Regions from separate parts of the Mus musculus genome. Here all the other regions are linked to region 4. The links are chromatin loops, found by intact Hi-C in ENCODE. Cell type or tissue: heart. All regions are shown on one strand.

Region 1 (4,000 bases), 74 kb after region 4:
CACATTCTTTGTACCTAGAATGGTATAAAAGCAGACCTGAGGAAAAGAAGGTCCAGCGACAGGCCCAAAGTGGGACCCAGCTCAAGGGGAGGTCCCAAGGCCTTATACTATTACTGAGGCTATGGAGCGCTCACAAAAAGGGAGCTAGCATGACCACACTCCAGAAGACCCAACAAGCAGCTGAAAGAGTCAGATGCAGATCTTTTCATCCAACCGATGGACAGAAGCTTCTGACCCCTGTGGTTGAATTAGGGAAGGCTGAACGAAGCTGAGGAGGAGCACTACCCTGTAGGAGGACCAGCAGTCTCAATTAATCTGGACCCCCCAAGATCTCTCAAACACTGGACCACCAAACAACAAGTAGCACACACCCGGCTGATATGAATCCCCCAACACACATACAGCAGAGGACCCCCGGGGTTTGTGTTCAATTACAGATGATAGCACCTAACCCTCAAGAGACTGGAGGCCCCCAGGGAGTTTAGAGGTCAGGTAGGGTAGAGGGTGGGGACAGCCTCTTGGAGACAGGGAGGTAGGGAGGAGGTATGGGATGTGGAACAGTTGAGGGTGGGGAGGGGGAATAAAATCTGGAGTGTAGATAGATAGATAAATAAATAAATAAATAAATAAGCAGATGGGAAAAAAATCAAACCTGGGGTTTTTTTTTTTTCATGTTATAGTGACTGGAGTCATGTTATAGTGTTGCTGTCTCATCCTCTGTTTCTTCAATCCTTGATCCCTCCCTAGAGACCCTGTTGACAGAGATGGCTTGGCCACTCCCTCTATAGGCCAAGCACAAGGATCCTAGGTGTATACCACCAAGCCCAGCCCAACCTTGACCTTCTTATCCTCCGACCGCTTCAGGCCAAGTACAAGGTGTATATTGGTCACCAGGCCTGGCTTACGTAGAGGTGGAGTTCAAATACTAGACAAGCACTCTACCAATTGAACTACAATCCTCAGCCCTTGAATAAACTTCTACTGAAAAAAAAATCCTCCTGTATATACCATCTCATATTACTTATTGAGTGAAATTGTTGGTTTCTGGGTGGAAGCCAGAAAAAAGAAAACTCATTTCCAGAGATAAGCTTAAAACTGAAAGCTTTATTTTCTAAGCATGCAGGGAGCCGGCCAGTTTGGGATCTGTACTTTTTTTTTTTTTTTTTTTTTTTTTTTTTTTTTTTTTGGTTTTTCGAGACAGGGTTTCTCAGTGTAGCCCTGGCTGTCCTGGAACTCACTCTGTAGACCAGGCTGGCCTCAAACTCAGAAATCCTCCTGCCCCTGCCTCCCAAGTGCTGGGATTAAAGGCGTGCACCACCACCGCCTGGCTGGGATCTGTACATTTTTAAGGGATGGGAACCCAAAGCAGGGGGTAGTGGGGAGCCTCAGTATTATCTAATTGTATTTTGATATTATGGGTACCTATTGGAGACTGGGCTGTATCCTGGGCACCTGGCTTCAAGGTCATTAATTCAGCTCTTGGAGTCAAGTCTTCTGGACTCTGGCCCGGAATTTTAGAATGATAAGGGAACAGAGGAGTGGGCGAGCTGCATGTAGTCAATTAGTGCATAACAGGCAATGGTTATAGGTTTTTATAACTTATGCATGTTGGCTCAGATAACAGTAGTTTCTATATTCTTTACTGGTTAACAGACAAGAAAACATTTGGACAAGTGGGGTAGGCATTCGGAGCAGGACCTTGTTTGGCCCGGCCTTCAAGGAGGGGAAGTTGTCCCTGAAATATCTGGACTCAGACAATTGTTTTCAACCGAGGTTGCTGAGCTGTTGGTAAAGTCCCCAGCTCCCCCAGGGCCTGAGACCTTGAATTTAGAAAACGAAAACGGTAGTACTTAGCATAAGTTTCTTTTGCTTGTTCCCAACAAAATGAGGACATGACTGCTCCAAGGTATGGCTGAGGAGAAAATTTTTATTATAGATATGAGAACGAGTACAGCCAGAGGCATCGGGAAGAGTCTAGGACAGGGAAAGTAGTGAGCTGAACCTGGCCAGCAGACTGACCCCCGCGGAGGGAGGGGGCAGGGGGAAAGGGGGGCAGGGGAAAAGAGGAAGGGGGAAAGGGGAAGGGGAGACAAGGCTGGAGAAGTTTCCGGTAGGGTGTGGGGTAAGAAGAGTGGCTTTTTTGTTCGTCTGAAACTCTATGTAGCACAGGATAGTTTTGAACTCCTGATCCTCCAGCCTCATCCTCTTTAGTTCTGGGATTACAGATGCTAACTGATTATTGAATGGCCCAACATAGCCTGTTTGCCTCTGAGTTTGCCAACATTCCATCTCTCAATAATCACAAAGTACTGCCCAGCCACGACTTAACAGTCTGTAGGATCTTTATTTAATTCGGATGTAGCTTCTTCCGAGGATAAGTGCAGTTCGTAGGGAACATGCTGTCTTTCTGCACCTTTATGTTGCCTCTGACCACCAGCGCCCCAAGCGAGCCCGGAGTTGTATGCCACGAACCCTCTACGTCCTCTGCCACCCCAGCAGTCTTAGGCTCCGCCTTCTCCCCCTCCGTGGGCGGGGCCACCCAATGACGTAAACTGGGCGTCCTGCGAAGGGCGGGCCCTGTTTCCGGCTTGAGGATCCGTCGCGTTTCTGAGGCGACGCCTCAGTCAGCAGTTAGGATCCGCTCGGAGCGGTCGGTCTCGGCCCCGGCGTCACCATGGGGGCCGTCCTCGGCGTCTTCTCCCTCGCCAGCTGGGTGAGTCCCGAGGCCTCGGCCGTCCGGGGCCTGAGGCGCGCAGGGGGTGGGTGTCGGGCCGCCCGAGGCGGACCCTCCACTCTCTGAGGCTAACAGAGAGGAGCGGGCAGGCCCAGGGTCCAGGCCCGGTAGCCGTCGTCCCGGAGTCGGGGTGCGGCGGCTCGGCTGGCTCTCGCTGTGGGCGGAGGGTCGCGGGAGGCCGGACCGCCATTGTTTACAATTTCGACGCCCCGCCCCCGCCAGCCTTCCGGACCCAGGGTTCCCGCGGCCAGGCGACGCCGAGGTTCCACGGCGCGGGTTCCTGAGTGGCTAGAGGATGGCGTCAGGGAATTTAGGGCCACTGTAGTCATTTTTCTTCATAGTTCGGCATATGCCAGCGCTACTGAGTGGGGTTGGGAGCGGGGCTTTTAAGTCAGCCCTGCTGCAGGTCGCGAGCAAAAGGCGTTTAATTAGAAGCCCCGCGGCCTAAATATTTTCGAATTAAACACCCTAGCATTCCTCTCCTCCAGAACTGTTGTGAGGATAAAGTAAAGAAATTAGTCCGATTCCCCTTGTCAATGGTAAAACGTTTTTAGAAGTTAATTTTAGGATCTCTTTAACCTAAGGAATAATCTAACAAATCTGCCTCAGAGGAACTTGGTAGCTTGAACCACAGTGCCTAATTGTTTTCTCCTTCCCGAGCTGATGTAATGAACCAAGGACTCAGGCTCTGCTCATGTCAATGGCATGTCTCAGGGCAGAAGTAATGTCGAAGATATCTTGTATATTTTTCTCCTCCTGGTTTAAAACCATAATTTGAAAATATCCTATCCAGGTGTTCATATCTAGAAACTCCTTGCATATATTGTTAATTCAGTTTTTACCCAGTAGGGGGTTAGGATACCAGAGTGGAATGAGAGAAGAGTACGAAATTAAAGGCTGTGGAGGGCCATGGCAGATCATTTGTTATTTGTTTTGAGACCCTGTCTCAAAACAGGGAGGTGCAAATTACAGTTTATGGGTAGGTTTTTAGAGGCTGTGGGTTTAGTCTCCAATTGCCACTATCCACCCCCATCTCCCATCCCACGCCAAAAAAGGGGGACAGAATATCAGGGAGCCAAATCATGCAGATACCCACTGTATGCCTTTATTTTTTAGGCAATCTCTTTGGTCATTCTGGGTGTTTAAGATTGCACCCAGGACCTTGTTTGTCCAAAGCTTATCTCTGAGAGCTCCTCCAGCTACACCTCCAGTCCAGTCTGGATTAAAGATTTCAAAGGACTTTTGTACGTGTTTAATTTTTGCCTT
Region 2 (4,000 bases), 120 kb after region 4:
GATGAATTCAGAGGCCTACTGGCGGGTAGTGGTCAGGACGCTGTAGGCCAGTGAGAACCTCAAATTTTTGTGCTGAGAGAGGAAAGGCAGAGCTGGTTTGACATGATCCGATTTCTACTCAAAAGGACCACTCGGTTGTCTCATGTATGCATGAGGGGTGTGGAATGGCGGGCCCACCTGAAGCCCCAGCCTGGCTGAGTTCAAACCATAGAAATGAACTTTCCAAAATCTACAAAACCCCTGTAAAAGTGGAGAGAACCGACTCAAGGCTGACCTCTGAGCTCCAGGTGTGTACCATGCCATGAGCACCTACACATCGCAGAAAGTACCAGTGAGAAGTAACTTTCATCTTAAACATGTACCGCAGGGAAGTGATGACCTAGAGCCGAGGTTCTCACCCTACCACTGTGACCCTTTAATACAGCTCATGTTGCGGTTACCCCAGCCATCAAAGTGTTTCGATTGCTACTTCATCATTTTGCTAGTTATGAATCACAATGTCAGCATCTGTATTTTCCAATGCTCTTTGTGAATCGCGACCCACAGGTTGGGAACCACTGGTGTAGAAAGTTCACCAATCCAGGTGAGAGGGGACAGTGTATGTGAACTGACTCCTGACTGTCTGAGCTGCTTGGGTGTGAGCTCTGTGGACTAGCACATCTCCCATTCTTGACATGTGTGTAGGTAATCAGTGTGTGATAGTCAGGTCTTGTGCATTAACCTGAATGTAGCACCTAAAAAGCTATAAGACATATAGGTCCCACATCATAAATATTTTATTTTAATGTACTTTTACAGAGGTGTGCTGAGCAAGGGATGGGACAATCTTGATCTCACGGGATCTGCCCTGGGCTGTTTCCATGGCAACTTGTTTCCAACAGGTAGGTGCCTAGAATCCTAATTCATTGCCTGAGATTGACCGCGGTGCCACAGACTATAGAACTAGCCCCAAAGGCCCTCTCCTTTCTCTCCTCCATTTACCAGGGAGGACAAACTAATAATCCACATTCTTAGACTATCTCACACATCTGACACTCTCTGCATGAAGGCTTCTCTCCATGTTAGCTGCCAAGGCCCAACTGCGATGGGATCTAGTCTGTAAATCCCCGCTCCATCCCCCCCCCCCCCCGCCCCCTTCCTCAGGGTGAGTTCCTCCAGGTTTCTACAGCCCTGGGTTCCTATTCGTCTTTAGAAACTTTTACTTAGTGTCACAGGTGTCTACAAGGAACTCTTCTGGGTCAGTTCCCACCCAGTCATTTATCAAAGAATTACTGATGGCCTCCTGTACCTGTCAGGCACTGTGCTGACAGATGCTAGGGACACAGCAGAAAACAATAACGCCTTGCCTCGTGCGGTTTACATCATGGACTGATGCAAAGAGGTCCTACAGGCTGAGGGTTCTGCTTTGAATCAAGCTCCCCATTGTACATCTGTTTCTTTATTTCTTCCTGGGCATTTGTTGCTGGAGATAAACCCCAGGGCCTTGCACATGCAAGGCACCACTCTCCCACTGAACTACACTGTCGGCTCCACATTTCATCTTCACAATAACTGAGCGTGCTGATTATCGTCAGTTGCCACTTTACAAAGGAGGGAACTGACCTCCTACAATGTGAATCATCACTACAGGCCAGAGAACTTGCCTGTGGAGTCACCACAAGACCCAGTGCCGGCTCGCGACAGCACTCCGTCAACATCAGGGGAAGTACGGCAAGCCCTGTCCAGTGAGGCAGAGCGAAGAAGGGTCAAGCCCCACCCTGGTCTCATCATCTCTATCTTCCACCTGCAGCTTCCTGCTGTATCCCCAAGGGCTCAGCAGTGGCTGTCAGCCTCGACAACGACGTGATGGACAGGAAATAAAGCCTGACACCCTCCCCACCTGGAGCCATCTCTCTCTCCGGGGCATCCCCTCTCGTCCACAACAACAGGAGGCAGGAAGCCATCTCTCTCGGAGCCCCAGAGACCTGCGAGCCGCTGACAGCGTCCCAAGGCCCCTACTTCCGGTCTTCGCCCCCTCCCCAGGTGTCCCCATTTCCTGGGGTCTCCCGCCCCTCTGGCCCACTTCCGGCGATCTCGCCCTCTCCGGTCCCTATCTCTGGCCCCTCGGCGCACACCCGGGCTCGTGGGCACTCACCAGCCCGGCGGCGGGCGGAGCGCGGGTCACGGCGGCAGGAGCCTCGGCTGGCAGCGCGCGCAGAACAGACCCGCACTCCCCGGCCGGCCGGCCCGGCCCTCGCGCCGGAAGTGACGCTCGAGCCGCGTGTAGGCGGCGCCCATCCGGGAATGCGCATGAGTGAACTTTGTAGTGCTGACTTGGGGCTTGACACCACCTGGTGGCCCCGGCTGTGCAGCTGAGTTGGGTTTCGGGTGGGGAAACTGAGGCCTCGGGGAGGGAAGCTGGAACACACTGCCATATGCCTAGTGTTCTACATCATTTTCTCATTAAATTGTCTTTTTATTTATTTATTTTCATTTTATATATATATATATATTTTTTTTTTTCAATCCCCCTGCCTGCTGTGACCTCTAGAGAAGCGGCAAATCAATGCAGAAACCAGCTTCAGACCTAGACCTCAGGCTTATCATTTGCAGAACTACTCTGTCCTCAGCTGATGTCTGGACTGGCTGCCTGTGTCAGTATGCCATCAGCTGAGCCGCTTTGGCCAAGTGCACTAGCCTCTTCGCCTCTATTTCTTCGTGAATAACGATTCTTGCCCTGGACCCCGACTCAGAAACTACTTGTTTCCTGCTCTGGGGCTCACAATGTTGTCTCGAGACAGCAGTAGTTTGAAAAGGAGTTTATTAACTCCACATCTGACCCATTTACTAGCCTCACCACACATACCCATGGTTTGTGCAACTGTAATTTCGAGGCAAATCTCTTTTAGGTAGAATAAGGACAACAGACCATTTCTAGAGAGAAATTTCGTCGGTCTAAGAAAATGTCATATTCAAAGGGATAACCTTAAGTCCCTCATCCTTTCCCTACCTTATGAATAAGTGGAGTCCTAGAGTGGTGGGAAGTGACCTTCAAGGACATAAGGACACAATGGATTTTGCCAGATGTCAAACTAAATATGTGAGAGGGGTTCGAGGTACCCTGGGAATTCTGAGTTATGTTTATCTGTTTTGTTTGTTTTTAATAGAGGGTGCCTTTGTAGACCAGCTGGCCCCCAACTCATGACTCTTGCGCCTTGTCTTCTGAGACAGTGAGTGTGTGCCGCCACCCCAGGTTACAAGTCATGAGACTTGCAGTCCTCCCTTCTCTCCAGTCACCAGCTTCTAGGCTGCCAAATAAAATATAGAACTCTCAGTTAAATTTGAATTTCAGATAAACAAAGGTCTATTTTTAAGACTAGGTTCCTTATGTAACATTTGGGACACATACTTTAGAAATGTTTGTTTCTCAGAAACTCACATTTAAATAGGTGTCCTGTCCCCCGTCCGCGCCCCCCCCCCGCCCAAATCTAAGTGTTAGTTTCCTGTTCCATTTATAACAAATTACTACATAGTGACTTCAAATAACACAAATGTATTTTGTTGCTTTGCTAAAGACACCGGGGAGCTGGGAAGGCTGCTGTCTCTCTGGGTACTGGTTCTCTTTTCCAACTTGCAGAAGCTACTGAGCTACTGGTATTATTTGGTCCATGGTCTTCCCCACATCACTCCGACATCTTGCTTCTGTTGTCACAACGGCAACTGACTGAGTCCTGAATACCCCCTCTGTGTTCTCTCTCCCTCTCTCTCTTTCTCTCTCTCTTTCTCTCTCTCTTTGTGTGTGTGTGTGAGTGAGAGAGAGAGAGAGAGAGAGAGAGAGAGAGAACTTGATGTAATCTAGGCTGACTTCAAGTCCACAATCCTTCTGTGTCACATTTGGAAGTCCTGGAATCATAAGTGTGAATGCTCATGTCTCTTACAAAAGTCATGTTCAAATATTTGAGAAATTTGGGCATCGTGATGCACGCCTTTAACCTCAGCTGCGTTTGAGGTCAGCTGGCCA
Region 3 (4,000 bases), 100 kb before region 4:
GTTTCTGGCTTCTTCAGGTCCTGACTCCAAGAAAAGCCACTAATGATACCCTTACGTTGAGTGCTGTGTGCACAAGCTTTCCCTTTAGCCCTTTCCTACGAGGTATGGGCTTCGTGTCTGACTTAAAGATGATGAAATAACCCTTGGGAGACTGAGGCAGAAGAATTTTGAAGTTAGCCTGAGCTACATAGTGAGTTCCAGGCCAGCCTGGGCTACAGAGTGACACATTGTTTCAGAATAAACTCCAAAACAGTGAGGACAAAGCAGGTCAAAATCAAGTGATAAATATCTGGAAAGCAGTGGGACAAGATGAGAATTCAGCTTGGTGGGAAGGCAGAGCCCGCACTTAACTCTTGAGCCTGCTGTTCCCCCAGGGACTCCGTTAGCACCTGAACCTCAGCCTCAGCCTCTGTCCTCAGTTCAAGGACAGTAAGTAGGCAGGGCAGGTGCTCTTGCTTAGCCTATGGAAGCAGCAGCCCCTCTGGCATCCTCCTCTCCTCCACCTTTGCTAGCCATTCTGTCCCCATATTCAAGCTGTCTCACTTGCTTTGGTCTCCCCAGACTAAGTAACTAAGTCTCTGGTCGCTGTCAGACCCTGATCAACATCGCTTCGCTGTTTCCAGGTTCCTTCCTCCTGCCCCAGTCCAGAGCCTGGAGCCCACAGCCTGCCTGGAAGATCCAGAATTCCATCCCCCGGGAAGGCTGTGGCCTCAGGTCCTCTCCATGACTACATCCCAGATGCCAATCAACTTCCCAGGACCAGGAAAGAATGGCTTCATAAATGTCACACCAGTGGCCAATCTAGGGCAGCTCTTCCTCAGCCCTTCAGAACCCTCCCCTCCCGGGGCCCAGGAGACCACCCAAGCTACCCTCTCCAGCACCATGTTCTGCTCAACACCTTTCAAGACTGGAAGCCAGTTGGTCCCAGGGAGGGAGATGTTTATACTCAACACTGCATTGGCTCAAGGCCTTAACTCGGTGATACTGGGAACTTAACATTTAGTGTGAGGTATTGCTCAGGTTAGGGTAGAGAGACACAGACTAGGGTTTCCTCCAGACACACCTATGTCTGCCCCAGGCTCCACCATGCAACTCTTCTATTGTTCTTTTTCTTTGCTGTGTGGCTTTGGGCACATTGCTTACCCTCTCTGAGTCTCCTTTGATCAAAACAGGACAATTTGTTATAAGACTGTTATAAATGTGCAAACGGAACTACTCACAAGCCAATTAAAAGATGCCCAATGTGAACCAAGGGACAAGGACATTTGCCACAGAGATGTCTCCTGCTCTCTCTGACCAGGGCCAGAGGTCACTGACTGCCTGAGGGCTAGCATGTTGTACCCTCATGGACTGTACTTTGCAATCAGACCCCAGCATCAACCTCTGTCCTGGTTCAGAGCTACACAGCACTCACATTTGTTTTAGTTTCTATGACACTGGAGGATCCCACTGTCCTCTTTTAGACACTCATCTAGGTCCAGGACCTATGCTATCTTCTGTGGATGCAGTTCTCCTTAGTGGTCTCCCCAGAAGCTTCATGAACATTGTACCCATTCAACTGAGGCTGAAGCTCAGAAAGGGTAGGACACTTGTCTGAGGTCACACAGCCGAACTTGCATGCCCAGAGAGGGAAGCAAGCCTGGGCACAGAGACCAGACTGTATCCAGTATAGGGTCTTTCCAAGAGTTCTAAGTTGTGACCATATATCTGTCCCACCACCCAGAATTCTGCTGTCATTCAAGACCAGGATGCCTTACCATTGAGAGAATGCAGAGGAAGGAAATGGCCAGAAGATGGATCAGTGGGTTGCCCCTCATGTCACCGTGTCCCTTGTGGAGCCAGCTTCAAACCTGGGAAGCAAGACCCGAGTCTTTTTTTATGTTCTGGAGGGAATGAGGTTCCTTCTAGGTGCATACAGAGAAAGAGAAAACGACAGACAGACAGACAGACAGACACACACACACACACACACACACACATTTATAGTCCTTACACCGGTTTCCATAGTCCCAGGAATAAGCCCAGTTACCTGAGGCCGAGGAGGCCACCAAGAAGGTGTCTGACAGTGTGTGAAGCCCAAGCCACCGCAAGTGCCAAGAGTTTAGGACAGGAGCCTGACAGGAGCCTCTCAGCTCCTCAGTTCCCAGCAAGAAAGACCTCCATCCCAAGCTACTGCCACAGCAGCTGCAGCCTCGCCAAGGCCCCTGTCCCAGCCCGGGGTCCTCTGGAGATCAGGAGCGTCTGTCAAATGCTCTGCAGATCTGACCCACGGTGTCCTGAGCCCTGAAGCTCAAGCTCTGGGCAGCCCAGACCCAGCCTGTGGTTTCTGGCAGGGAGACTGGCAGCCACCCAGAGGTGGGTGTGACCCAGAGCAGAGCTTCCCTGGCAGCCTGTCTGCTCTTGGCAACCAAGAGCCTCCCTATCCTCCTGGGCTCTGAAGGTGGCCTAGGGTGGCCAAGCCTAAGCAGACTGAGCCTACTGTGTGCTGGCACTTGCTGGTCTCTGCTGATCTGACTGAGCAAAATTGTCTTTGTTGGATTCTACCAGCTCTGAGGGGTTCTGCAGACCTGGAGACACAGCACAGACCTGGGGACCAGAGCCTGGGGCATGGGGTAGTAATGAAAAGTGTAAGGACCCCCTCCCTTGTTCAGACAAAGAGTGAGATACAACTTCTGAGGGAGATGCCAATTCTGAAAGCTAACAAGGCTCTGCGGTAGAATGTTCCAGAGGGAACAGCATGATCAAATGTCTGGAGGAGGGACCTAACATAGTAGCCTGGCATACTCAGTACAGAAGGTATCTAGTGGGCATGTGGCTTCCTGGGCACTGGACTGGGCAGGAATACGCAGAGAATAAAACACAGGATTCACATCACCAACTGTATCCATTGGGTACAGGGGATGTCCCTAAGGTCCTATCAACGAGTGTTGGGTAGAAGGACATGGGATTTAAAGATCAGGGTGTAGGGCTGGAGAGATGGCTCAGTGGTTAAGAGCACTGACTGCTCTTCCAGAGATCCCGAGTTCAATTCCTAGCAACCACATGGTGGCTCACAACCATCTGTAATGGAATCCGATGCCCTCTTCTGGTGTGTCTGAAGACTGCAACAGTGTACCCATATACATAAAATACTTAAATAAATAAATCTTTTTAAAAAAAATCAGGGTGTAGAGACATCTGCTGTGTTATATGTAGAAGCATCATCTGTCAATAAAAGGCTGATTGGCCAATGAGCTGAGGCAGGAAATAGAAGGCGGGACATCTTGGGGGGGGGGCGGTTGATTCTGGGATAAAGTCAGAAACAGGGTCTTAGGTGCTTAGAGAAGGCTGTGGCTCCCAACACCTCCACCAGTTACAGTGCAACACACCCATGAGCCCAGATCACAGGGGGCTAGCCTGGGCTACAAAGCAAGCCCCTATCTCAAAAGAAAACAAACCTGGAGGCTATATGCTCCCTCCGAGTCACATACAGACTCTGCCTACCACTGTGGGTAGAAGACAAATATCTAGCAAATAAGTCTATATGACCTGAGGGCCTGAGGGAGAAATGGCATGGCCACCTTGGGTCCTTGCTGTCTGTAGTTCCCTGCTTGATCCTTTCTATGTTTATCGAGACTAGACTATGCCACACGCAGGCATGACACCAGCGAGACTGGAAAGGCAGACCGCAGTCATTTGGTTAGGTAGCGTGGGCAGAGGTACGGCACACAGGACCTGAATCAGGCAGGTGTGGAGTGAGACGCCGCTGAGTTTTGGGGCTGGCACGCTGAAGTGGTGAATGGACGGCTGTTGGTACGCAGTCAACTCTGAGCCAGACTTGACACCCTGTCTTGGGTGCTCACCCGCTCCATGGCCGCACGGAAACTCTCTCAGACAGACCTACACAACGTCCACACTGATAATTGTCTATCTCCTGCCACTATCTCCAAGACCTGAGTTTGTGTAAGACAGTGATGTGCTCAGCTTGGCAGCCAGGCAAGGCTATGTGGCTAGCTTCCTG
Region 4 (4,000 bases):
AGGGTGTGGATGGACCCCAAGGCCAGGCAGGCTAGCCAGCAGGGCATGACTCCTGGGGAGCACTGAAGAGTAGCTTGGCTCTGAGATGTTACCATAGAGTCTGGGGCAGAAGGCTGACAGGACAGGACAGGCTAACTAATCCTGCTGTCTGCTGTGCAGGAAGGGCATGAAGTCCAAGTGAACAGCAGGTAAACATGGTGGCTGTGCAGATGTGGAGAAGCTAAGGCATGGAGCACTGGGAGTTAGGATCCATTACAGAGATCTAACAGGATTTGTTGGAGTTGGGGCAGGGAAAAGGGGAAAGGCCCCAGCTACTCATCAGAGCCCTTAGAACCAGGACACTGGCACTCTCTATCTTAGACATTGGCTGGGCTCTGCCAACAGTCGCAAACAGCCCCAATTTAGATGCAGCTGCTTCCCTGAGGAAGGTGTAGGGTCTGGAGGCTCACCAGAGCTGGCAAACTACCTCCCCAGCTGCCCACCAGGATGTGGGGGCACTAGCTCTGACCTGCTCCCTCAAGTGCGAGCTCGCCCATGTCTCCAGCGAGCTTCCGCACACTCACGGCCTCCGAGTCACCCTGGATGTCAGGGACTGCATTCCGACGGCCTGTCCGGTCGCAGGAGATGAAGTCCGAGTAGGAGGACTCGACTTCCATCATGCCTGTCTCATCGCTCCTCAGGCCTGTTGGGATAGGAGCAGAAGTGAGACACTGACGTCCTTTGTAACGCCACAGTTAGACAACTTCTACTCACGTCTTACAGAACGAACATGAAGTCAGGCATGGTGGTACATGACTTTAATCTTAGCACTTGGGAGACAGAGCTCTGTGGCTCTAGGCTAGCCTGGTCTACCTAATCAGTTATAGGACAGCGAAGGCTGCATAGAGAGACCCTGTTTTATTTTTAAAATTAAGAAACAAAAAAAAAAGGGGGGGGGGGAGGGAGGAGAGGAGGGAGAGCGGAAAGGAGGGAGGACAGAGAGATAAGACATGCAAGAGGGTCAGGAAGATGGCTCAGTGGGTAAAGGTGCTTGCCACTAAGCCCCAGACACCATGTGCCTGACAGAATGAACTCCTGCACATTCTTTTATGACCTTCACACCTGCACTGTGTACCTTGTGTAAACACACACACACACATACAGCAAGATAAATGTGAAAACATGTAAGACCATGCATTCCATCTTGATTCAAAGTCCAGCTCCTGAGCAGCTTGCCCCACATGGGAGCACAGCAAGCCGGCATCGCTCCCACCTCACAGAGCTTAGAGTTCACTGCACACTGGGTCACTTAGCTCATGACTGCGTGTTCAGGGCTTCAAGGGCGCTAGAGGGATGGCCAGGACCCAAGATGGAAAGCAGCACATCAGCCAATAGGCAAGGATGTACGGAAAGAATCTGGGCATGGTAGCTTCCACCTGAAGCTCCAGCACTGAAGAGACTCAGGCAGGAGGACTGTTGTGAGCTCGAGGCCAGTCTGAGCTACACAGTTGAATAGTGAGCTCTGGGATAAAAGAATGAGACCATGTCTCAAGTAAAATTATAAAATGAAGAGAGGCAAAAATTATAAAAAGAAAAAAAAAGGCAGGAAGAAGGAATGGGGGTACAAGGAGGCCCTAAGGAAGGGAACAGGCGGGTACTGAGGCTCTGAGGAAGGAAGATGGGGTGGAGCAGAGCAGAAAGGACACACATGAGGGACAGTGGCAGGGAAGACACACCCTGGAGGGGTTTAGGTAAGACCATGAAGACAGCTGTGGATGGGTTAGGTTAGGCTTCTGGGGAGGTCAGAGGTGAGAACGCAACAGGGACCAAGCAGACACCTAGCTGGATCCTAGACACAACCTGGAAAACAAATATGTGGGCAGCTTCTGTCTGACAGGGAGTTTTGGTTTCTGACTTAAGTCAGGTGGTAAGAGGAGGTGTGGCTATTGAAATGGGACCCAGAGGGAAGCATTTGGGACGCCAGATGGATGGAAAGCAACCATTCAAGGGTTCATTAAGTCCCTGCTGGCTTCAAGCTCCCATGAGCCCTCCAATGGGATGGTGGGGAGGGCACATGGAAGAGGCTGGAGAGGGAACAAAGGCGTGAGACCAGGAATGTCCCTGTGGGGGACAATAGTCTAGAGTGAAGAGAACCATGATTCTAAGGAAGGAACTCGGTAATTATCCAGGGACCAGACCATACATTAGATTTCATAGCCAATTCTCTCAAGCAAAGACCCTGCCCCTCTTTGGGTTTCCAAATGAGGCAGAAGCAAAATTCTGTGTAAGGAAGTGCCCTCTGCACCCAGCAGATGGCGCTCCCTGCCTGTCTTTCTTAGTGTGTGGGGAGACCAGAGCGAACTCCTGGAGGTGGTTCCTTCTGCTGCTCACACTGCCTCCCCTTCCTCTGGGGAAACTGTTCAAAGCCTCGGCAGAGCCTGTTGCAATGGTGATGACACTCTACAATGATGAGACTGCAGCACAAAGAGTGGTGAGGACAGTCACCAGGCACTTGCTCACGTCCATCACTCTCAATGGCCCCACCCCGTAGATAAGCACTGTGTGTGTGTAACTTTATAACTTGACTTGGAAAGGTCTCAGGCCAGTCCATGTGCTTCCTAGGCTCAGATGTTTCCCCAGGTGACACCAGCTGCCCATGGGGTGGGTCAAACCCTGGGTAGCCCACACCATCTGCTGTAGCCTCTTTGCTCAGCTCTTTTCCATCGAGAACGTCAGTTCCATGAAAAGAGATTTGTGTCTGGATTGTCACTGCACCAGACTGAGAGGCCTGATCTTGGCAGCTGAGCCAAACCCACTCTGCTGCTTCCTTCCAAGATGCTGGGCTCGGCACCTGCTACAGAGGAGTGCGCTATAAATACACCTGGATCACACAGCTTTTCACCCGCCCACCTGCCCACCCACCCATCCTCTCCTCCATTCCCTATCTGTGGGATGACAGAGTGACCCCAGGGACTGCAGGGAAGGCTCTGACTGCCGGAGTGCTCCACCGTTGTTGCTCTCTCCAGGATCTGACACCAGAAGATGAATTACCTGCTAAGCCACCTGCTGGCCTCTCACTAGGACAGACTCCCTAGGGCTTTAAACTTGCTCTTGCTATGTCTGACCTTTGAGCCACCCTGGCAGAAAGCTGATGCTGTTGGCACTGCCAAGTCCCAAACCCAATCCTGGAAAGCACCCATCTTCATTCATCCTTAGGGACCATGGCTCCAAACACAGCTCTGGGGAGTTTCCAGCTCAACACACAAACACTCAAATTTACTGTCTTCCATGACTGTATTCTTCACACTATGGTAGCCTAGGCCTAGAATTACAGCTACTTGATGCCAAGGGAGGATGACCTTGGGTCCGGCTAGCCTGAGGTACATAGCAAGATGCCATCCCAACAGACAGACAGACAAGCATGAGAAAATGTTCATTTATGCTGGAAGTGAAATAAAATCATATAGTCATATATGAGTAACTTTTTTGTTTGTTTGTTTGTTTGTTTGTTTGTTTTTCAAAACTTCTTCTCTGTGTAGCCCTGGCTGTCCTGGAACTCACTCTGTAGACCAGGCTGGCCTCAAACTTAGAGATCCACCTGCCTCTGCCTCCCAGGTGCTGGGATTAAAGGTATGAGCTACTACAGTCTGGCTTTCCTCAAACTCAGGATCCTCCTGCCTCCACATCCTCCAACAAATCCTACCAGTGTGCACCAGGCCACCAGAGCCAGCAAGATTGATTTTTAAGTGTGTATATATATATACATATATATATATAATATTACTCTACATTTTTGAGACTGGGTCTCATGCAACCCAAGCTGGCTTTGAACTCAAAACATAAACAAGGCTGGCCTTAAACTCCTGATCTTCCAGCCTCTATTTCCCAACTGCTGAGATAATATGTACCATACCTGACTTACCTTTTCAATCTTCTTTTGGGAAATGGCTTTGTTTTTATTATTATTATTATTATTAGTGCTGGAGATGTGACCCAAGGCCTTCTGCATGCTAGGCAACTG
Region 5 (4,000 bases), 180 kb after region 4:
TATATATATTGATCAAATGTCCTCCAGACTTGTCCTTCTGGGCTGAGTTGGGGACTGAGACTAAAGATCTCCACATGCCCTGAATTCTAAGCTTCCCCCTGAGTCCCTGGTCTCTCTTCTACCTCCCTGGGCTCCCTTCTGGACAGACGTGAACTCAAGAGCATACCTGATGTGATCTGCAGGAACCCCTGGCCCCTGTCCGACATCCTCCTCCTGGTCCTATGGGGTCACACACGGTGGGCAAGCTCTTCATCCTTGAACCACTTCCTGCTGCCACTCTGGTACCCAAGACCCTGTGAGGGCTGCTGGCGAGTTAATCCCTTAATACTGGTCACAATGAGATTTCGGGGACATTGGGAAGTGGTCACCATGGAGACCAAAGACCTTCCCAGGACCCATGGGAGTAATCAGCTATAGGCCTCAACAAGGGGCCTGAAGGCCCAACCTAGATAGGCGTGAGAGGCACAGAGGCTGCACTTGGGGACCTGCAAAGACCTCTTGCTGTCTCTTCATGTTCTCCTGCTAAGCTGGGAGCCAGCCACACTGGTAGAGAGAGTCCTGTTCTCCTCTTGAGCCCCAGGTTCCTTGCTCTCTTTTGGGGGCCTTGGTCATCAGCAAAGTAGCTTTTCTAGCAGAGTTCAAGGCTCCCTTCCAAGTCTGTAGGATTTGAGCTGGAAGCTCTACCTTCCCTTCCCAGTCTAGCCCAAGCCAGGCACTTCTCTTTCCAGGCCTCAGTTTCCCCATATACGAGTACAGCAAAGCTGCCCTGGCTTCCCTCAGGGGTCTGGAAGTGAATAAACCCACCCAGTGAGTGTGAATGATGGTCTGATAACACTTCACACTCCCTCCCCAGCCGCCTACAGGACCCCACAGCCCAGCCCTGCTCTCTGACAGGCCTGTCGGGCTCCGTGTCTCATTTCGGTTGCTTTTCTCCAGGAAAAGTCTTGATGACCTAGGAGGGGTTAAGGACTCCTCCTCCCCTGTTCCTTCCCAGCCCCCCAGAGCATATACACTATATTTACCATAGTGTCTGTCATGGTGACTGCCTCCTCCTTTGGACTGCCTGCCTACCATGGTTTTTCAGGGATCCAACAGGTGCTTAAAGTAAATACGTTGCCTGAATAAATGAGTGAAGAATTGAAGGAATCCACCCACCCAAGCATTTTGACTTATCAGCACCGTTACTGTGGAGGCGGAAGACTGAGCAAGGAAGACAGGGGGCGAGAGCCTTCCCTTACAGGATTGTAGTCAGCAACGAAAATAAAAACATCCAGTGGAACTGTAACTTCAGACAACCATATTGTACTTTGTAGCATAAGTATATCCTCAATAATGACATACTCATACTTAAAAAATAAGGGATGGCTCAGCAGGTAAAGGCATCTGTCCCCTAGCCTGACTCTGGTGGCTTAGGAACCCACCCGACAAGTTATCTCTGACCTCCCCAGGAGCCTGTGGCCACCCATACACCCTCACACTCACAATAAATTAAAAAAAAAAAAAAAGGTTAAGGAAGGGTATGGTTTATCCCATCCCAGATGTAACGGAGAGCTGAGGCTGTGTCTGGCAACCGCATTCTCAGCCTGGCATATCAGGCAGTAAGGGAGGTAAATTAAAAAGAGAAGTAAATTTTAAATAGTGACCAGCTGCCCAGAACAAGGAAGCCGAGAGAGATGACAGCACCTCGTGGTCAGGGGGCCCGGCCTCTGGATAAGGTGGCCCTCTCCTACGAGGAGACAATTTTACACCCCAGTGAGGCGTTGTTAGGATAAGCTTAATGTGCATGGTACTTAGTGAGGGACGGGCAGGGGGCTGCTGGCTGTTGAGTCACTTGCTAGAATGTGCATTTTTGCACCTTGGATCTGAGCCTTTGCAATCCAGCGTAAACCCGTGGTCCCACCCTCCAGGTCAGCCAATGTCCTCAGCGGGGCAGAGAGCCAGAGGAAAGGGGCCAAAGGAGCTGCGCAGAGAAGCGTGGCCACCTAACAGAGCTCAGCGTCCTGATATCCTCTTCTGGCCCACCCCTGTCGCGTCCTGCGAGTGCGGCTCCTCTCAGGGCTACAGAAACTAGCTCAGCAAATCTTCCTCTGAACGCATCCAGCATAGCGATTTGGCCTTCGAGGGCTCCTCCTAGTGGCCAACGTGGGAACTGGCGCTCAAGACTCGTACTTCACGTACATCCCAGGAGGCCATACTGTAATCTAGTCACAGCCCGCTGCCACTGCATCAACCAGAATGCAAGATTTAAAAAAAAAAAAAAATCTATTCTGCATTTCCGAAAGTTCAGGCTCCAGCCCCAGGAGCCAGTGTGCGGGCGGCTTTGAGGAAGTTCCCAGGCTTGTGCTGGCATCAAACGAAAGCCTTTATTTGCACACACCATCATTTAGAATGGTATTCATAACATTAAATACCACTCCCTCATCATAAAAGTTGATATGGAAGCTGTAGAGAAGGCTCGGTGGTGAACAGCGCTTACTTGCAGAGAACCCTAGATGGGTTCCCGGCACCTATGGGATAGCTCACAGCAGTACCTCCAGGGGATCTGATGCCCTCTTCTGGCCTCCATGGCTCCAACACACGCGCCACAAATAAATGCACACAAACATTCGCATATTCACACACACATGCACACATACACATGTGCGCTAATATTTAAATAAAAAATAGAGTTAGCATGGAGATATGAGTGAAATTAGCTCTGTTAATTAGGCTCATGTTAAACACACTGGAAGCTTTGTCCAGTAGGATGACTTATTCTGTTCCCACGTTCTTTAACATCACCACCACCACCACCATCACCACATGACATATCTACCTCCATCTTCATTTAAAAAAAAAGTGCCTCAGTTTACGCTATCCCTGACAGTAGCTAGGATGTTTCCCCTGCTCCACTACAGCCAACTTGAGCGCAATCACCATGTTTCTGGAAGCCAGGAGAAATCTGTGCACAACACTTCCTTGCCCACTCTGCTCCTGTGCCATCTACTCTTCACCCGAAGCCGGGCCATGATCATGCGCAAATATACCTTGAGTCCGATCTCTTCCCTCATTAAACTTTTACAGTGGCCTTGCCTCTCAGCCTGATGACCTGAATTCAATCCCCAGGCCTCACATGGTGGAAGGAAAGAAGCGACTCCACGTGACCTCCACGTGATCACTGTAGAACACCCTTCCCAGTGCATACATACATGCACACATACACATTTAAGGAAGAGAATGCCATTATAAAGAGAAGTGCCATTTATAAAGCTCACAAGACTCCTGCCACAGAGATGTTGTCGCTGTATCCCACGGCTCCAACCTCATCTCTTTCCTCCCTTTCTCCTTCCTGTCTCAGGGCCTTTGCACATCCCCTTTCTGCTAACTATTGTTGCCACACCCTGGTGTGAGACTAGATCTTCTGCTCCAGGCTGGCCGCTCTCCCACACAGTGTGTGAGTTCTGTAACTTCCTCAACCTGCATTCTCTGTCTCTGCCCCGTCTTTCCAGAACGTCAACTGGAAATGGCCCCGTGTTCAGCTACTTGGAGATAATCTACTTACATTTCTCCAGCCCCCCCCCCCATGTGGAGATGCCCGCTGGCTGCATTCCTCAAGGTACACCCCAAACCTTGAACAGGTCCAAATGAAACAAAGAAGAGGCAACTAATGGGAATTTGGTAGTGTGCTGAAGAGGCCTTCGAGGAGAAATTGTTGGGGATGCGGACCGTGAGCTCATCAGGTAAACGTGCTTGCCTCTCAGCCTGATGACCCGGATGCAATCCCCAGGACCTACACGGTGGAAGGAGGAGAGGTGACCCCTGCCCTTTGACCTCCATGTGATCATTGTGTAACACCCTTCCCCGACACATGCATACATGAAGAGAACGTCATTAAGTGTCTAGTAGATAGTTGACAATTAGTGAAAACAACTCTATATTACAAGAGAGGGTTTTTTGCAGAGTGAAGTAAACAGCCTGAGAATCATAAAGTATTTAGTCGGGGCATGGTGGCAAATGCTTT
Region 6 (4,000 bases), 61 kb after region 4:
GGGTTAGATGTAGTTTGTGTGCACGTCCCAAGGGTTCACATGCTGACATTTCTGCTTCAGATGGTGAGTGAAGACAGGGGAAACCACACTGACATAGTGTCCAGAGGAAGAAGGCAGCATCAGATAAGGTCAGAGGTTGTAACTGGATCCTGGAACTGCCTGAGAGAAGGTCATGGGTAAACAGCTCTGAGGCAGTACCCCTGCCTGCTGTGGACAAGGGTCTCTTCGACCCCCACATCACAAAAAGAGGAACCCTTGAACTCCCCATCTTGTGATATGCTCAACAAGCTGAGCCCTCTCAGGACTCTGCCATAAAAAGAACATGGTCAGAAGTGGGCTCCAAGAATCTCCAGAACTGTAAGCTAAAGAAACCTCTTCTCTCTCTCTCTTTTTAAAGATTTATTGTTATATGTAAGTACACTGTAGCTGTCTTCAGACACACCAGAAGAGGGCATCGTATCTCATTACAGATGATTGCTGGGATTTGAACTCAGAACCTTCAGAAGATCAGTCGGTGCTCTTAACCACTGAGCCATCTCGCCTGCCCCGAAACCTCTAATCTTGCTAAAGCGAGTATGTAGTTTTAATAATGAAAAAAAGGTCTAAGATAATTGTCAATATCTGTTTTTTTTTTTGTTTTGAATCGCCATAAAGAACTGGCTGCAAAGCAAAAAATAATAGCAAGGAGACCAAAGAGGGTGAGAGGTCTACTTCTGATCAAGGGCGCGCATAGAATCGCGGAAGCGCATGCGCACACGCTCACCCGCTTCTAATTAGACGCCTCTGCAAGCTCACAAACTCAGGAGCAGAGACATGAGAGTCAGGAGTTCAAGGCAAAGCCTCAGCTACACAGCAGCATTAATCAAGACCAGACTGTAGGCCACAAAATCCTGTATTAAAACAAACAAATCCCTTGAGGGTTCACAAAAAATAAAAAGCAAACATCCTAAAACTTTACCCATAACGCCACCTCCGACCCTAAAAAAAGTCTGTCAAGAAGAGCCGAGGCTTATCCTTCAAACATCAAGTAGACACTCTTGCTACCTTTTGGACTCCCTTCCAGCCTGAAATTCTTGGGAGAGTCTCTAGAAGTTTGGCTGTCTCCTCAAGGCACCGTTTTCCTAACACTAGGCACACACACCAGACTAGTCTTCTGGCCAAGACAAAAGGCAAGCTACATACCTCCTTTTGGAAGTAACCTTCTAGTGTAATCCTCTCTCTCTGATCACCTCTGAAGGTCTACAACAGCCTCCACTGCATTCAGCTTCCTGTACGTGTAAAACCATAGCTCAAATTACACCAAAAACCAGTCCATAGGTCAGTTTCCTACGGGCAGGAGTGGAGTTCCCTAAGGACAAGACGTCTCATTCACTTTTTTTTTTTTTTAAACCGCTGGCGATCAGCCCAGGCCCTGGTTCTCAATAAATACTCAATGATGCTCCTCGTAGTAGTAACAAGAAAAGCGCCCATGTAGTGAGGATTTTAAATATAAAAACACGTTTTGATCATCTTATAAGACAGGTATTATTATCCCCATTGTGCAGGTGAGAAAACTGACTCAGAAATAAGTCCGATCTCGCCGACCTCCCACCACCACCACCAACGAAGAGCGACACACGCAGACGTTCTCTTCAGTTCCTAGCTACTCCGCGACCAACCCTCATAAAATAGGAGCTTTTTAAAAATTACTATTTAAAAGGAAAACTTTCGAGTGAGGCTCCAGAGATACATAGGAATAAAAGCGGAAAGCGCACCCACCCGAACTCGGCCGGGGTCAGAGGGCGTCGCAGGCGCCAGCTCGCGGGCCCAAGGGACAAAGGTCCGGCCCTCTGTCCTTGCCTGGCGTCCCCGCGACCCGTTCCTCGCCGGTCGCCCGGCGGACCGCTCCTCTCCGGGTCACGTTCACCCGCTCTACCGCCGCTTACCTGCCGCCTTGTCGCCTCGTAGAGCCCCGGCCGCCGGCGCGAGCGCCTCCCCGGGGCCGCCTGGCGCCCGCAGCCCGCCGCCGAGCCGTTGCCTAGGCGACGCGACTGCCGAACTCCCGCGTCGCTTGCTCTACGGCGGCCGGGAAGGGACGCGACTGGGAGCAATGGGCGGAGGAAGGAAAGCGGTCCTGAGGCTGGGGTCTTAGCTCTCCAGAGAGGTGGCCAGTGAAAGATGAGCATGGAGGCCATCGAGGCTCTAGGTGAGGGCTTGTCCCTCGGATGTTTATGCCACCAGATGTAGCTTTTTTTTTTTTAATTACTTTTTTGATGGTGGTACACATGCTCTATTACTGAGCTACAAGCCCAGCCCTCTGACTGAAAATAAAGACTAGAAAAATTGATGTGGAGTGACAAATTCCTCTGTCATAATCTCTGAAACGAAGGGGTGTGGCAAAAAAGTAAAAGTTTTTTGTTTTTGTTTTTTTTTGGGGGGGGGGGCACGAAAATTTAAACACCAGAATTAATTTCAGCATGGGAAATAATTAATTCATATTCAGCAATTAGGTTTCCTGGGGGAAATCCTGCAAATATAAGGGACCCTAAGTTCAAAGGGTGCTCCTAGCTGGTGTGGAGCTCGTATCCACTTGGGGGAAAAACTATGAATTAGACTAAATCTGAATTCAGATTAAATCAGTTGATTGCTACCACTAACAGAATCACAGCCTTGGATGGCAGCCTTAGAGCCAAATCAAAAGATTGCCTTGCCAAGGAGTGGCTAAAGGAAGGGTTTACAAAGATGGACATCAGCAGTGGGCATCACAGTTATCTCATGCTTGGTGGAACCCACAGCTGGGGGAAGAACTGGCTTTCCTCCTCTCAGTTGTTTCTCATCCCACTGTACAGAGGGAAAGGGTCCGCCTCATCCCAGTCCCAGAGCCATAAGCAGGTTTACAGAAGCCAGAGCAAAGGGGTTGACTACCTCACAGAAGCAATGTCCTGTTTCCTCTTCTTGTCTCACATAGGGAAGGCCTGTAGGCCCCTAGGATTCTCCTGCATTTTAGGTCAGAATGGCTTCTTAAGCTATTTAAGGAGTTCTTGGTACACCTTAAGTTCCTTAGTTATTATAGGAGAGTCACATATAAATTGTCACACAAGCTAGACCACTCAGGGGAAATGGAAAGTGTCATTAATGACTGAGAGAGTGGTTTCTTCCAGGACAGCCAGGGCTACACAGAGAAACCCGGTCTCGAAACAAACAAACAAACAAACAAACATATCACTAACTTGGGGCTATGTGGTTAAGAGGACCTATCACACTCCCAGAAAACCCTGTTTCAATTCCCAGCAACTGCATGATACCTAACAGCTGTCTGTAGCTCCAGTTTCAGGGGATTTTTATGTCCTCTGGCCTCTGTGGGCACCAGGCACATACATGGTGCACAGACATGCATGTAGACGAAACATTCATACACATAAAATAAAATTCCCCTACACATTTGTCGCAGATGTGCAGCTTGGTCATCATGTGGGTCCCCAAACAACTGGAGCATGGGCTGTCTCTGACTCTGCTGCCTGCCATTGGATCTCCTTCCCCTAGCTGGATTGCCTGGTGGGGCTTCCCACACGCGGCGGGAGAGGATATACTTAGCACCTGCTGTGACTTGGTGTTCCAGGGCTGGTTGGTATACAAAGAGGGCTTTCCCTTCTCTGAAGAGAAGGGAAGAGAAGATAATGGGGAGAGGAAGAGGAGGGTGAGACTGGGAAGAGAGGAGGGAGAGGGCTATTACCAGGATGTAAAGTGAATAAATAAATTAATGAAAAAGAAATGAAATGAAATAAAAAGAATTTTTTAAATATCTTTTTAAAAAAAAACAGAGATCAGACTCTGATCTGAGCATGCTCACTTGGACACTGAAACTGTGATCGAAAGCTTGGGATAAGATTTTTTTCTGAGGGGATAGCTCAGTTGGTAAAGTGCAAACATGAGGACCTGAGTTCAGATCTCCAGCATTCATATAAAAAGCTGAGTGTGATGTCATCTGCTTATAATCCCAGTGCAGGGAAGAGAGAGACCA
Region 7 (4,000 bases), 68 kb before region 4:
ACGGGAGCAGGTCAGGGTTGCTCTGGGTAAAAGCCTGTGAGCCTAAGAGCTAATCCTGTACATGGCTCCTTTACCTACACACTGGGGATTTGACCTCTATCTCCACTCTCATTAATATGGGTGGCCTATTTGCTCTTATTAAAAGGATAGGGGGAGATGTTGGGAGCCGCGCCCACATTCGCCGTTACAAGATGGCGCTGACAGCTGTGTTCTAAGTGGTAAACAAATAATCTGCGCATGTGCCAAGGGTATCTTATGACTACTTGTGCTCTGCCTTCCCCGTGACGTCAACTCGGCCGATGGGCTGCAGCCAATCAAGGAGTGACACGTCCGAGGCGAAGGAGAATGCTCCTTAAGAGGGACGGGGTTTCGTTTTCTCTCTCTCTTGCTTCTTGCTCTCTTGCTTCCTGCACCCTGGCTCCTGAAGATGTAAGAATAAAGCTTTGCCGCAGAAGATTCTGGTCTGTGGTGTTCTTCCTGGCCGGTCGTGAGAACGCGTCTAATAACACTTGGGCAGCCATTACATGCTGAATATTCGGTTCCCAAGCTTATCAGCCTTCGTCCATCCCATCCTGGGTAGCTCTGCCTGCTGGTTAAACACACCACCTGGGCAGAACAGGGCTAACATACAGATCTCTTACAAGGTGGAGTCTTTTTTGTGTTCGCAGGCATGGCATCGTCTGGCTGTGGACCATCAGCTTGCCTTTCACTTGTGTGCACCTCTCTCCTTGCTCCTCAGGCCCTCTTGGAGCCTGGGATGGGTGAAGGCTTGGTACTTCACCAGCCTGTGGATTCTGCCGGACATAATGCTGGATACTGGGTGTTATCTCTGAGTACATGCCACCCCCTGCTGGTCAAAGTGAGTTTCACAATACTGACCTGGATAGCAGGGAGCCTGGGGCAGCTGGGATCCCAGTAGAGGGTCTCTAGAGTCCAGGTAAGCAGCATCAACTGTTTGTCAAATGGAAATGACCTTTCTTGCCACTCACAGGCTTGTGGGGTGAGTGTTTAGGCGGTGGCATATTTAGAGGATGTGATGGATAGCCAGGGCAAGCCACAGGATGCCTGGGGTTGCTGGCATTCTGAAGGCAAGAGTCCAAAGATGGGAAAGGAGACAGATGGATGGCTGTACTTCCATGACCCCACAGTTATCCACCAAGTGTTTAGACCCCAGTTTCCTATTCTGTGGAATGGCCCCTTCACTGTCCAGCAAAGGGCATAGACAAGAGGGATACAGATATGTTCGCACCTGTATAACTAACTCTTCCCCATGCCCAAGCCAGCAGGGGCTTGGCCTCTCCCCCAACTTCAGGTAAGGCACACCATATCCATTCAGTGACATCTGCGGCACTAGTCTCACCCTCTCCAGGAGCAGAGGACACTTGGTAGTGCAAACACTCTTGCTTCCCAAGGGTACCCAGTGAAGCCCACTGCCATGGTTTTTTGGAGGCGCTGGGTGAGAGGAGTGTATCTGACATTGTCTGACCCCTACCATGGGGCCTGATTCTCTTTGACGTTCAGCTCTTGCCTAATGGGGTTGTTATAATTTTGATCTGAACCTGGACTCCCAGCTTGGAAGTAGTGAGAGCTTTGCTCTCTTGACCACTAGAGGGCCCCCTAGACATCACTAACCTGCCCTGCTCTAGCTAGAATGTCCTCATGGGCACAATCAGCATAGCTTCCTTTCTGGCTCAGAAGTGGCTCTTAGTGGCCAAGGATACAGTAACTGTCCCATGTCCCTTGAGCCAGCCACAAGTGATGAGGATTGGTTGCACTAATCCATATAAGTTTTCTGAACTCCGGAGCTCAGAAGGCTGCTGGCTCATCAAGTCCAGAGCGCACAAGTCCTCTCCCTGGCTGCATACCACTGCCTGGGGCACTGGGTGTGGGCAAAGAGCTGACCTCTGAAGCCAGCTCTTCACATTTGTCTGTATGGGTGCCTAGACCTCTCTGAGCCTAGGCTTCCTTTGCTATGCAATATACGTATCAACACCTGCCCTGGGATATAGTCAAGGAACCTCTGTATCCTCACCTGTCATGTCCAAGGTTATCAACATCAAGCTACAGCTGGGAGCAGCAATTAGAGCTAATGAAACACTTCCAAATGTTTTCCTATCCCTAGCCTGGTGGTGAGGCTTGTAAGGCCCTGGCCACCAACCAGGCTTCACCTGAAAGGGCACGTTGAGACTTGGCTCCTTTGATGCAGATACAAGCAGGAATCCAGCCCAGCCTCCCATTCCACCATTACAAGATATTTCATCACCGCTGCCTGAAGCAAGGACGGAGAGCCCAGCATTCCTACAGTGTCCAGAGGAGACCTTCCCTCCGGTCAGGGAGCACAGCTGCCTTTATTAGTGTCACAAGCTCAGGGTCCAGAGGCAGTCCTCCTTAGACGCTGACGTCCCCAGGATGCTGGCAGCTCTGGCAGTCTAGAGGAAGCTCTCAGTCTCTACCTGGAAACCTGGGTACCAAGGTGGAGATGGCAAGTCACACAATGAACCAATCACCATGGGTTCCTGAATCTATAGAGAGGGCCATTTTCAGACTCTGCAGGGCTATACCTGACTCCCAACTCTCCAGATGTTTGGCTGCAGCTTTCTTTTTTCTTTTACTGAGAGGGCTCATGTACCCTAGGATAGCCCCAGACTTAACGTAGCTAAGGGTGACCTCCAACTCCTGATCCCCCTGGCCCCATCATGCCCATTTGGGATTTTTGTTTTGTTTTGTTTTGTTTCTGGCCTGGGATTTGGAACCTCTACCTCCCACGTGCTGGACCCAACCAAGTGTTGAGAGTTTTGGTTTATGGTTGTATTTTTTTCTCACATGAGACAGTTTTTCATTTAACATTTATTTTGTTTTGCATCTTAATTATTTGTGTTTGCGTTTTTGCCTTGTTCCCTCACCCGTTAAGGTGTTTTTACACACCACCTTGCCTTAGAGTCAGTTTATTGTTGTTGTTTATTATTGGTTTTTCAACTTGCCTGTTAGGAATCTGTTGGATTTTCATCCCTAACAATGGTAGATTGGCAATGAAAATTATTTGTCAAAAATGAATACACATACACACACACACACACATATTATTCTGAAAGAAAAGAAAAGCTATTTGTCTTAGTCAGGGTTTCTATTCCTGCACAAACATCATGACCAAGAAGCAAGTTGGGGAGGAAAGGGTTTATTCGGCTTACACTTCCATGCTGCTGTTCATCACCAAAGGAAGTCAGGACTGGAACTCAAGCAGGTCAGGGAGCAGGAGCTGATGCAGAGGCCATGGAGGGATGTTCTTTACTGGCTTGCCTCACCTGGCTTGCTCAGCCTGCTTTCTTATAGAACCAAGACTACCAGCCCTGAGATGGTCCCACCCACAAGGGGCCTTTCCCCCTTGATCACTAATTGAGAAAATGCCTTACAATTGCATCTCATGGAGTCATTTCCTCAACTGAAGCTCCTTTCTCTGTGATAACTCCAGCTGTGTCAAGTTGACACAAAACTAGCTAGTACACTACTGATTGTAGGTAGAGGAATGTCATATTTACTCCTGTGGCTTTCCATCAGGTCAACATTTACCACTGGACTGTCACTTTTCCTGCCGTCCCTAAATGTGACAGACTCACTTGGATAGGAGGCACAGCTGGGGGCCTTTCCAGAGAGGACCAACAGAAGTGGGAAGCTCACTGTGAGTGTGGGTGGAAGCATCCCACAATGGGGGAGCCCCAGGCAGTGGGAGCATAGCATTTCTCCTCTCCGTGCTCCCGGAGGAGCTGCTCAGCCCTGCCAGCTCCGCCCCACCACAGTGGACTTGACCCTCTGAAGCCGTATCTTTCCTCTGAGTTGTTTCTGCCGGGTGTTTTGTCATAGATAGGTGTCTTAGTCAGAGTTTCTATTCCTGCACAAACATCATGACCAAGAAGCAAGTTGGGGAGGAAAGGGTTTATTCGGCTTATACTTCCATGTTGCTGTTCATCACCAAAGGAAGTCAGGACTGGAGCTCAAGCAGGTC

Evidence for each region. Peaks named below come from ENCODE experiments on the same cell type or tissue, not always from the same donor. Only the 100,000 strongest peaks of a DNase experiment are listed, where the experiment ranks them.
Region 1: a loop joins it to region 4, with 4 times the contacts of the local background. A loop is called at or near these places in 17 of 42 quality-filtered maps.
Region 2: it touches region 4 in a loop (4-fold over the local background); 23 of 42 quality-filtered maps call a loop at or near these places.
Region 3: it touches region 4 in a loop (2.4-fold over the local background); 2 of 42 quality-filtered maps call a loop at or near these places.
Region 5: a loop joins it to region 4, with 7 times the contacts of the local background. A loop is called at or near these places in 26 of 42 quality-filtered maps.
Region 6: a loop joins it to region 4, with 4 times the contacts of the local background. A loop is called at or near these places in 23 of 42 quality-filtered maps.
Region 7: it touches region 4 in a loop (2.3-fold over the local background); 2 of 42 quality-filtered maps call a loop at or near these places.

Annotation. Positions count from the first base shown.
Region 1 is chr2:163,643,711-163,647,710 of GRCm38, reverse strand. It overlaps Serinc3 (serine incorporator 3), which reads left to right and starts at 2,568. Exons shown (of 10, transcript NM_012032.4): 1 at 2,568-2,713. The coding sequence starts at 2,675. It overlaps 0610039K10Rik (RIKEN cDNA 0610039K10 gene), which reads right to left and starts at 2,861. Exons shown (of 1, transcript NR_028113.1): 1 at 1,911-2,861. In heart, CTCF peaks have their summits at 2,455 and 3,578; DNase peaks (open chromatin) are centred at 1,430, 1,640, 2,560 and 2,920; H3K4me3 peaks cover 2,102 bases; H3K27ac peaks cover 2,286 bases.
Region 2 is chr2:163,600,549-163,604,548 of GRCm38, reverse strand. Ttpal (tocopherol (alpha) transfer protein-like) reads right to left here and starts at 2,235. Exons shown (of 5, transcript NM_181734.3): 1 at 2,135-2,235. In heart, a CTCF peak has its summit at 2,348 (motif pointing left); a DNase peak (open chromatin) is centred at 2,248; H3K4me3 peaks cover 1,469 bases; H3K27ac peaks cover 1,557 bases.
Region 3 is chr2:163,819,139-163,823,138 of GRCm38, reverse strand. Ccn5 (cellular communication network factor 5) reads right to left here and starts at 2,305. Exons shown (of 5, transcript NM_016873.2): 1 at 2,030-2,305; 2 at 1,758-1,850. The coding sequence starts at 1,817. In heart, no CTCF peak of the experiment used is centred here; a DNase peak (open chromatin) is centred at 2,348; H3K27me3 peaks cover 2,003 bases.
Region 4 is chr2:163,717,810-163,721,809 of GRCm38, reverse strand. Pkig (protein kinase inhibitor, gamma) reads right to left here. Exons shown (of 4, transcript NM_001039391.2): 3 at 509-682. The coding sequence starts at 659. Among named protein-coding and RNA genes, the nearest start is that of Gm16316, 28 kb to the right of the region's middle. In heart, no CTCF peak of the experiment used is centred here; DNase peaks (open chromatin) are centred at 2,489 and 2,699; H3K27ac peaks cover 1,607 bases.
Region 5 is chr2:163,533,225-163,537,224 of GRCm38, reverse strand. All of the region lies in intron 1 of Hnf4aos (hepatic nuclear factor 4 alpha, opposite strand), which reads left to right. It also overlaps a transcript of Hnf4a not described here. Among named protein-coding and RNA genes, the nearest start is that of Hnf4aos, 6.5 kb to the left of the region's middle. In heart, a CTCF peak has its summit at 2,142 (motif pointing left); a DNase peak (open chromatin) is centred at 2,074; H3K4me3 peaks cover 638 bases; H3K27ac peaks cover 400 bases; H3K27me3 peaks cover 2,125 bases.
Region 6 is chr2:163,656,418-163,660,417 of GRCm38, reverse strand. It overlaps Pkig (protein kinase inhibitor, gamma), which reads right to left and starts at 2,032. Exons shown (of 4, transcript NM_001039391.2): 1 at 1,926-2,032. In heart, a CTCF peak has its summit at 1,974; DNase peaks (open chromatin) are centred at 1,327 and 2,017; H3K4me3 peaks cover 1,861 bases; H3K27ac peaks cover 1,978 bases.
Region 7 is chr2:163,785,534-163,789,533 of GRCm38, reverse strand. No RefSeq gene overlaps it. Among named protein-coding and RNA genes, the nearest start is that of Ccn5, 33 kb to the left of the region's middle. In heart, CTCF peaks have their summits at 860 (motif pointing left) and 1,602 (motif pointing right); DNase peaks (open chromatin) are centred at 843 and 1,653; H3K27me3 peaks cover 594 bases.